Linked DNA regions of Homo sapiens: region 2 is linked to region 1. Evidence: read pairs that join two places in POLR2A ChIA-PET (ENCODE). Cell type or tissue: HepG2. All regions are shown on one strand. Each heading gives the region's core, and the rest is flanking DNA. Links, peaks and the distances in the headings are about the cores only.

Evidence for each region. Peaks named below come from ENCODE experiments on the same cell type or tissue, not always from the same donor. Only the 100,000 strongest peaks of a DNase experiment are listed, where the experiment ranks them.
Region 2: POLR2A ChIA-PET joins it to region 1 with 5 read pairs; 2 of 35 experiments call an interaction of 5 or more read pairs at or near these places.

Annotation. Positions count from the first base shown.
Region 1 is chr15:93,469,950-93,475,331 of GRCh38, forward strand. No RefSeq gene overlaps it. Among named protein-coding and RNA genes, the nearest start is that of RGMA, 380 kb to the left of the region's middle. In HepG2, for the core only: no CTCF peak of the experiment used is centred there; no DNase peak of the experiment used is centred there.
Region 2 is chr15:93,339,015-93,344,396 of GRCh38, forward strand. All of the region lies in intron 5 of LOC105370982 (a long non-coding RNA gene), which reads left to right. Among named protein-coding and RNA genes, the nearest start is that of RGMA, 250 kb to the left of the region's middle. In HepG2, for the core only: no CTCF peak of the experiment used is centred there; DNase peaks (open chromatin) are centred at 1,207 and 2,337.

The DNA of each region.
Region 1 (5,382 bases), core at 61-5,060:
GGAAAGTTTTCCTCTGTTTTAAAGCAGCTCCAGAAACGTTTCTTGTCTAGTGGGAAAACCTAGCTCTTAGAACTGGGCAGGCAACCTTTGATATGCAAACGCAAGCCATTAGAAACTGCGTCCACCCAAACATGACGATTCCTACCGTTGTCTTCTTGCCCTTGCCCCAATATGTGCCTGGCCACATGGCCGCCTCCACATATCCCCACGTGTGTAGAATATTATGGAGCCCTGCATTTGCATATTAAAAGACTGGGGTGGGAGGGCCAGTTTTTTTTTCACGGGCTACGCGAATGACCTGCCTGGTCAAACCAATCCGGTGAGCCCTATGCAAATCAGGCACCACCTCCTCCAGCCTCCTCATAAAATTGGCTGGTATCCACGGCACATGGGATCTACTCTTTCGGTTTTGGACCCCCCCTCCCTCTGCCTCTGTACAGGGGAGCTTCTTTCTTTCTTCTCCCTTCTTTCTTGCCTGTTAAACTCTCCGCTCCTTAAATTCACTTCACGTGTGTGTCATCCTATCTAATTTGGCATGAGACAAGAGCCCTGGTGCTCCTCCACTCATAGGGGCCGTATCAAAACTACAACTATTATCTTTTCAAATATTTCCTTCCCAAACAAGTACCATATGTTTAATGTGTGATATTATTATGGTAGTAATATTATGAAAGTGATTTGTAGTATTGCTTAGTTCTTAAAAATAATTGTATTATAATTAAACTATCATTACGGCTTAATTTCTCTTCGTTAATGTAACAATTTTATTAAAATGTAATTCACATACTATACAATTCATCAAAGTGTACAATTCCATAGTTTTAATATATTCATAGAATTGTGAGCACACATTTTAGAGCATTTTCAGCACCCTAAAAAGAAGCCCTGTACCCATTTGCAATGTGACTTCATTTATTCTAAAAAGAAATAATCACAAACACCTCCTTTTCATGGATGCCTAGGACTTTTTCTATCTATCTATATCTATATCTATATCTATATCTATATCTATATCTATTTTTTGAGACAGAATCTTGCTCTTGTCGCCCAGGCTGGAGTGCAATAGCGCGATCTCGGCTCACTGCAACCCCTGCCTCCCGGGTTCAGGCGATGCTCCTGCCTCAGCCTTTTGAGTAGCTGGGATTACAGGCATGTGCCACCATGCCTGGCTAATTTTTTTTTTTTTTTTGTATTTTTAGTAGAGACGGGTTTCACCATGTTGGCCAGGCTGATGTCGAACTCCTGATCTCAGGTGATCCTCCCGCCGAGGCCTCCCAAAGTGCTGGGATTACAGGCGTGAGCCACCGCGCCTGGCCCTATATCTTTTTTTGTGATCTGATTTCAGATGTGGAGAAAGAGAGTGCTTTGCCCAATACTCTCAAAAATTCGTCATTGGACACAGGAATGAAAGCCAGCCCTCTGTGGCCTTAAACAGAGCTATGGAATATTAGACCTCATTTAGAGGACAGTTTATTTCCCTCAGACTGGGGAGCTGAGAGATTTTTTAAAAAGCTCTGTAAAGGTAAATATTTCAAATATACGGAGCATATTCTGATGCTCTTGATCAGAAGCATCTTGATGAAATCTTTATAGGAGGTTAGGCTGAAAAAAAGAGCTGTGAGTAATCAGCAATGTGCCAGGCATCTCTTTACTGACCATAAGTTCAACATATTTTTCATATTGTCTTCCTTTTAAAAAGACAATTCTGGTGACTTCGCTTTTTTGTTTTTTTTTTTTTTTTTTTGACACGGAGTCTCTCTCTGTCGCCCGACTGGAGTGCAGTGGCCTGATCTCGGCTCACTGGAAGCTCCGCCTCCGGGTTCACGCCATTCTCCTGCCTCAGCCTCCCGAGTAGCTGGGACTACAGGCACCCACCACCACGCCCGGCTAATTTTTTTGGATTTTTAGTAGAGACAGGGTTTCACCGTGTTAGCCAGGATGGTCTCGATCTCCTGACCTCGTGATCTGCCCGCCTCGGCCTCCCAGAGTGCTGGGATTCCAGGCGTGAGCCACTGCGCCCGGCCGACTTCACTTTTAGGTCAATGAAATCACTGTCTACTGGTGTCAATAACAAAATGATAAAAAAAAAAAAAAAAGAAAAAAAAGGGAAGCGTTTTGCACACAAACAGAATAGAATTTCAGCTTGTGATGCAGGGCCTCTGTGAATTAATTCACTTCCTCTAGAAGCAGAGGACACCAATTTCCTCCCCCGGAGGTCAGAAGCGGAAGGGGTAGGGTTACCATGGAGTCTAGATTCTAAGAGACTTTTGAAATGCAATTGCCCTGCCGGTTTTGTTTAGCTACAAGGTTACTCTCAGACATAGGCAATAATGAGAAAGTAATAGCTGGGATGGTCTTGGGTTGACCCACGCAGATAAGGATCAACTTTTTTTTCTTTAATAGGGGGCCATGTGACCGTGATGACTGCTGTTTCTTTCAGATACTTTTGGTGTTGACTGGTCACCCGAATGAGACAAGGATTCTTAGGTCAATCCATTTTCCTGCATCAGGAGACACACGTCAAAACTTAGCATCAAAATTGCACCCCTTTCCATGACTCTGTCCCTCTGTAAATGGGGAAGAGAGCTTCCCTTTTGGCCCTTGGGCAGAAGGCTGCTTATTTGTATTCAGTGATTGTGTTAGCGGAAAGGGGTCCCCATAGAGACTCCCAAGAGAGGGTTCTTGGATCTCACCAAGAAGGAATTTGAGGCAAATCCATAAAGTGAAAGCAAGTTTATTAAGAAAGTAAAGGAACAGGCCGGGCACGGTGACTCACGCCTGTAATCCCAGCACTTTGGAAGGCCGAGGTGGGCAGACCACAAGGTCAGGAGATCGAGACCATCCTGGCTAACACGGTGAAACCCCGTCTCTACTAAAAATACAAAACAAAAAATTAGCCGGGCGTGGTGGTGGGCGCCTGTAGTCCCAGCTACTCGGGAGGCTGAGGCAGGAGAATGGCGTTAACCCGGGAGGTGGAGCTTCCAGTGAGCCGAGATCGTGCCACTGCACTCCAGCCTGGACGACAGAGCGAGACTCCCTGTCAAAAAAAAAAAAAAAAAAAAAAAAGTAAAGGAATATGGGATGGCCACTTCATAGGCAGAGCAGCCCCAAGGGCTGCTGGACTAAGAATACTTCTCGTAATTTCTTGATTATATGCTAAACAAGGGTTGGATTATTCATGAGTTTTCTGGGAAAGGGGTGGGCAAGTCCTGGAACTGAGGGTTCTCCCCCCTTTTAGACCCTATAGGGTGACTTCCTGAGGTTGTCTTGGCATTTGTAAAGTATGGTGGCACTGGTGGGAATGTCTTAACATGCTAATGCATTATAATTATTGTATAATGAGCAGTGAGGATGACCAGAGGTCACTTTTGTTGCCATCTTTGTTTTGATGGGTTTTGGCTGGCTTCTTTACTGCAACCTGTGTTTTCAGCAAGGTCTTTGTGACCTGTATCTTGTGCTGACCTCCTATCCTATCCTGTGACTTAGAATGCCTAACCTCCTGGGAATGCAGCCCAGCAGGTCTCAGCCTCATTGTACCCAGCACCTGTTCAAGATGGAGTCGCTCTGGTTTGAACACCTCTGACAATCAAATTGTCTGCTGGTGATATAAGACTTCCTGATTTTGCAGCAGTAAATAATTCTAATAAAAGGACTCCAGTAGAGCCTGAAGCTATAGATATTTCCATAAGGCAAGCCAACCTGGAGAGTCCCTTTGAGGTGAATTCTGGATCCCCACACACATCTTGTAGAAGACTCAGATATCACCTGCCTATAATTCTTTGTTCAGTAGGTTGTATGAACTGGTACAGATAAAATGAAAACCTAGCTCCCTCAAACTGGTTCTTCACCTGAACCTGAACCCACACTGAAACACTTGAAAGTTCTGGTAAAGGCACCTTTTTCAGTCTTAAAACAGAAAGGCAGATTTTTGAAAGCCAGGCAGTTTTAAAATAAATTCTCCTGGAGAAACAGCTGTTATCAAAGTAAATTGTCTCTGTTCAACGCATTTACTGGTTTATATGGCAATCCAGAAGTTTACCACCTCTCTAAAAGGTCAGGTCTCTTTTTCTTTTTAAAATTAGACTTGTGTTCATGGTTATTGGTCAAACATATGGTAAATACCTGAATCTCTGCAAAGAGATGTTCAAATTTCAAAGTGTTTTTACGATGGTCATGTGCAAGAACACCCTGCATTTAGTTGCACGCTTATATTCCTTTGTTCAAGCTCTCATTTCAGTTTTAAAAATAAATGAAACAAATACATTAGCATTTAACATTTTCTTAATAATTGACATTTTTCAATTTTATGAAGTTTGTACCTTCTATTTTCAGATTTGTTTTGATCAGGAGAAAGCCCTTTTATCAAAAGAAGGCATCTTGATAATAATACCAACTCTGCTCAATTCAAAATGCCATTTTGAAGAGTAAAGGACAGCGTATGTGAAAAGTGCTAGGCCACAGTCAATGTTTTCTTCTGTTACTGCTCTTTATATTGTTAAAGAATTCACTGTTAAATGTGTTCTCCTGCTGCCATGCCTTTCAGGAAACCTGAATATTTTGGAAGAATAGCCATTTTTGATGTCCTATGAATGGTCTTTGAAGGTTCAGCAAGGATATTTGACTAGTGGGTTTGGTCTTACTTTTTATCTCTTACTTGATATTGTAATAGATATGAAAGGCACACGTTCTCCAGTGTGTGCTGATGTTGGTTGTGGGAGAGATTTGAGAGCACTGTAATTTCCTTGGCATTTCCCCCATGAAGCTCTGATAGTCCCAAAACCTGCGCTCGTGGCCGCCTGCTGAACGGCTGATAACTGATGAAGTAGACCTGAGAAATATTTGGCTCTGCAGGACTTCTGCAAGAGAAGGTATCCAAAGGCACTAGTATTAGTGTGCAGCACCCATTTGACCTCGGGTCAGCCCTCCTGGTCCTTAGTCCCATGAGCCAGGCCCCACATGCTGGCCGGCTGGCAAAGTCCGGCTTTGCATCCAGTTATTGTTTGCTCAGCTCGTACTTCCTGTTAACACATTCAGTTATGTTCCTCCATCCAACCTTCTAGAGGAGGGAATAGCATGTTGGTCAGAAAGTAGATTAGAAAATGCCTACATGTAGAGTTGCTTGATGCATTGCAAGCTTCTCCGTCCCCTTGGGTGGACCCCTAGTGTGCCCACTGGGATGCTGAGGGCAACTTGCATCCAGCTTTATTCCTCAAACTGGGACTTTCAGATCCTACTGATGGGAGTATAAGCGTGTACTGCAGCTTTGTAAAACTGCTTGGTGCTACCTATTCAAACTACATACATGCCTACCTTTAACAGGGTAATTCTACTTCTACCATTTGCTGGTGTCCTTCTCTGACCACTGAGCTTGTCCTTTGTCAC
Region 2 (5,382 bases), core at 303-5,302, 130 kb before region 1:
CCCAGGAAACAGCATCAACAGCCAGGCAGGTGAGCCTGGTCATACTAGACCATCCCATGCCAGCTGAGCTATCAGATGACTGTGGACATGAATGTCCCTAGCCAAGACAGCAAAAGAACAGCTCAGCTGAGCCCAGCCCCAAATGGCTGACCCACAAAACATGGCTCCTGTTATGGGAGCCACAATAAATGCCTTGGGTGGTTTGCTGTAACGAAATTGGTAACTGATATGAGCTGACTGCTATTTAGCCATTTGCTTATGAGATCTGAATGACTGAGAAAATCAGCTCAGCCCTGTCACCCTCCCCCTGGCAGTGCCTCTTGTTTGCTGTCTTTATATCTTCTCTTCTGTGCTCTCAGAATGCCCTGTGCCCATTGCTCATTATACTGCATCAATTTGTTCATTCATTTCTTTTTCTTTTTTTTTTCTTTTTTGAGACAGAGTCTCCCTCTGTTGCCCAGGCTGGAGTGCAGCAGTAAGATCTTGGCTCACTGCAACCTCTGCCTCCCAGATTCAAGTGATTCTCCTGCCTCGGCCTCCTGAGTAGCTGGGATTGCAGGCTGGTGCCACGACACCCGGTTAATTTTTGTATTTTTAGTAGAGACAGGGTTTACCATGTTGGTCAGGCTGGTCTCGAACTCCTGACCTCGTGATCCGCCCGCCTCGGCATCCCCAAGTGCTGAGATTACAGGTGTGAGCCACCGCGCCCGGCCTGTTAATTCATTTCTCTCTGACCTGAGCACCTTTTCTTTCAGTTTAGTACCTCCAGGGCTCAGGACAGAGACTTGTAAAATGTTGGTGCCCAATGGACACATGGAGAAAGAAGGTATGAAGCCCGGCCATTCGTTCGTATTATAGAAAACGCTGAAGGCTTCCCAAGGCACCAGCTTGCTATGTAGCTGACGGGCCACCAAGGCAAGGTGTGGGAGTATTCTGCAGCTAGTCATGGCAGCCAGTCAGGACCCTCTTAACTCTGCTCCTCACGCAACTTCCATCCTGCTGCAGTGTCCACCAGCTCTTGAATTTAAAGTCTTTGAAATGTACATCCTGAGCTGGGGCTCCTGGCTCAGGTCATGGTCCTTTCTGATGACCCGCCATTTGGCTTCTCACTTGGGACCTTTCTGCAGCAAAGCCCTGGCTCCATCCTCTGTCCCTACCCCATCCTATTCCCCGTCCCTCTCTCTCCTGGCCTCTGAGATTCGGTGAGGGATTGTTTAGGTACAAAGTCCATTGGAAGCCACATTAAGTGACTTAATTATCAGAAGAGGAGCGATGTGGAATGAGGGACAAGGTGACAGCTACTGTGTGCACAAAGACTCAGTCCTTTTTCGTTTGTCTTTTTTGCTTTTTTCTTCTGTGCCATGACAAAAAGCTTACTCTTGTTAAGTTGCTTTATTTGAATATGAGCCTAAAATAATATCACTAAAAAAAAATATCACTTTGGAAATAGATTCCGAAGAAAGGTTCAAACTCATAAATGGTCATAGAATTGTTCTAATGTTTTATATCGGAACTCCACATTTTGGCATTTGTCTCTGAAGGAGGCAATTGTTTTACATTCAGCCAGGCTGAAAATGTCTGCAAGCTGATGGAATCCTTCTGGAACATCAAAGGATGGGAATCTGGCTTCATTTGTACTAACATCATTTATTATCTTTTCTTCAGATTTTAAGTTATAAAAATCTCATGAATTAATGATCTCTCTGAGGGTATGAGAAATTTGCATGGACAATTCAGCTGAAGAAGGCAGTAATTTACACACATGCACACATGAATAATCCCAACAAAGTAAGCGAAGCCAAACAAACGTGTTTTGTTTCATACCTTGAAGTTCTTTGATTTGAGGTTCGTAGAACTAAAAGGAAGACAGTGTTTTAAATGTGTTTTTCAAAGAAGAGTCTTCTCTTTTAAACCAATTCTAATTCAATTCTGTTAGAATTTTAATTGTTCCTTGAATCTTTAAGGAGACTGGGTTTACCATTATTCATTTGAACCAGGGTTCAAAAGGGTTCTGTTGATTAAAATAACAATTTTCGTCACATAAATTAGACCATTTACTAGCCAGAGCTATCATTTATCAAACATTACTGTAAGCTCTGTAAGCTCAGCACAGGCTAAGCACTTCAAATACATGGTTTCATTTAATAATCCCAATAATTTGACTTAAGTACATATTAATATCCTCTTCTCAGAGATAAGGAATCAGGATGAGAGGTTCAGCAATTTGCCCAGGGTCATTTAGAAAGCAGGAGCAGAGCTAGGATTTATAACCAGCTTGCGTGAACTCAAAGTTCATTCTTTTAACTCCTGTTGCCTTTGAACATTACCGTTGACAATATTTGGAAAATGTGTCATCTCCTGTTGCAAGGGACAAATATGCAGTTTAAGGAATAGGCATCAGGCTTTTAGAATAACTGACTTTACATTTTAGACTTGTCCTTCTCTGTCCTTGGGTGGGACCCATGAAGTAATGCTGCTTTGACATCTGCGGCGGAGAAAGCCACTGTCCACTCAAAATTCATGGGCCCTTCCATGGTACAGGATGCTTCCTGAGAAGCAGCTGCTTAGCCAGGGATGTTACTTAGTTTCACCTATGAATGGAAATGATGTTGGCGGCACCCAGGCAGAGGTGGCTAAGCAGTGCATGTGTCTTCCTTACCTGCCCTTGGGGAGTGACACCCCAGGAGAGCTGGACACTGCCTGTGGGAAAAGGGTAGAGCCTACTCCTGTCCAGACCTCCCTCCAGGCCTTCCTCCTCCACTCCAACCAGAGCGAACACACTGAAGTGTTAAGTGAGTGAGAGCTACATTTTTATTGTTAAGCCGTTGGAGTTGTGGGGTTTCTTTGTTAATACAGCAGTTAGCATTACCCTAACCAAAAATAGAGCTTCCTTTAACTTCCCTTTAGGGGAAGTGAGTGGATTGAACAGCTGAAAAGAGGGTAGTGGGCCTCTTCACCAGAGTGGATTTCCCAGTTAGGCAGTTACTACATCCTATGCTGATGGTCACATGTTTAGAATATGGGCCTGGGGGGATGAGAGAAGAGGGCAGGTGGGTGCTCAAGGTGAGGCTTGGGGGAGAAACTGAGGTTGAGAATGGTCTCTCTTTAGCCCAGGTGGTACATTTTCAATTATAGGAAACTTTAAGGAGACGGTGGTAGATAACTTAAGAGAAAGAAAAATGCGAACCGACATGGATGTGTTTAAAATGAGTGAGCAGGCTGAGGTGGGTGGATCACCTGAGGTTGGGAGTTCAAGACCAGCCTGACCAACATGGAGAAACCTGTCTCTACTAAAAATACAAAATTAGCCGGGCATGGTGGCACATGCCTGTAATCCCAGCTATTCGGGAGGCTGAGGCAGGAGAATCACATGAACCTGGGAGGCAGAGGTTGCGGTGGGCCGAAATCGCGCCATTGCACTCCAGCCTGGAAAAAAAAAAATCCATCTCAAGAAAAAAAAAAAAAAAAATGAGTGAGCAGAAGTTCCCCGAATGAGCACCTTTCTGAGGAGATTTAACTTGATGTCTGATCAGTTTAACACAAGGCACATTTGTCTTTGTGTCTTCAAAAATCTTGGGTCGTCTTCTGCAAAGAAAAAGATTAAAGCACATCTTTTTTTTTCCCTCTTCTATAAAGTCTCATGTTACGTCCCTATTTGTAGCTTTTCAAGGCACTAAGATTATTGAATATTGATTTGGTTAAAAATGGAGAACAGCTCTTTCTGTTTATACCCTGCAGTTCATCCTCCTGCTGTTCCCCACATCACTTCTATGCACTTTCTGAAAATCAGTTTAATTAAAAATGTCATGCATGGTTTATTGAATTTCATCTGAAGAATAAGCGATAACAAAAATTGTTTGGTCTTATAACCAAGTAAATAGATATTTGGATACTAGGTATGGGGAGAAATAAAACTAATTGTTTAAACCTCAGTTAATGAGAACATACTGTTTTGCCAGTGCAGTGTTGGGAAAGAAAGCATCTTTATTTGATAATGGAAAATATTAATAATTACTTAAAGCACTTTGTTGAAGTAACTGTATGAGAGCTACATGTTTCTTGTGGGTAGCCATCACTCTTTGTAACAATTGTTTTAATACCAGAGCTCTTTCAGAGAGTAATAACAGAAGTATACCTTTTACTATTGTTACCAGAAAGGGGTCCCGATCAAGACACCAAAAGAAGGTTCTTGGACCTCGTGCAAGAAAGAATTTGGGGCAAGTCCATAAAGTGAAAGCAAGTTTATTAAGAAAGCAAAAGAAAGGGGCTGGGCGCAGTGGCTCACGCCTATAATCCCAGCACTTTGGGAGGCCGCGGTGGGTAGAACACGAGGTCAGGAGTTTAAGACCAGCCTGAGCAAGATGGTGAAACCCCGTCTCTACTAAAGATTAAAAAAAAAAAAAATTAGCTGGGTGGCAGGCGTCTGTAATCCCAGCTACTCGGGAGGCTGAGGCAGACAATTGCTTGAACCTGGGTGGCGGAGGTTGCAGTGAGCCGAGATCATGCCTTTCCACTCCAGCCTGGGTGACAGAGCGAGACTCTATCTCAAAAAAAAAAAAAAAAAAAAGGTAAAAGAATAAAAGAATGCCTACTCCATAGGCAGAGCAGCAGCATGGGCTGCTTGACTGAGAGTAAACTTATATCTTGATTATATACTAAACAAAGGGTGAATTATTCATGAATTTTCTGGGAAAGGGGTGGGCAATTCCCTGAACTGAGGGTTCCTCCTCTTTTTAGACCATGTAGGGTAAACTGTCATGATACTGGTGGGAGTGTCTTTTAGCATGCTAATGCATTATAATCAGTGTATAATGAGCACTGAGAACAATCAGAGATCACTTTCATTGCCATTTTGGTTTTGGTGGGTTTTGGCCGGTTTCTTTACCGAATCCTGTTTTCTCATCAAGGTCGTTGTGACCTGTATCTTCTGCTGTCCCCCTATCTCATCCTGTGACTAAGAATGCCTAACCTCCTGGGAATGCAGCCCATTAGGTCTCAGCCTCATTTTACCCAGCACCTATTCAAGATGGAGTCACTCTGGTTCAAACACCTCTGACACTATGCAGTTCATACAAACAGTTTAGTTTAATGCAAACAGTACGTGTCTGCTGATCACAGAAATAAGTCCCTGAAATTTGAATCAGTCTAGGGGAGAAAATTCTTCTTTGGATTTAAGAGAGTCCAGTCTTTTCCCAGTAGACAAGAACAAGGAAGATAGCTACAGGCAGCCATCTCTCTATCAGGAGGAAAATCAACCTTAAAAGAAAGGCAATAATAGAATGTGGTACATATACTGAAGAAGGAATTTATGAATTTTACAAGTACAATCAAAGACAACCAAGAAATTTTTACTTTTTCCTTCAAAAGCTAAGTGTAGTGTAC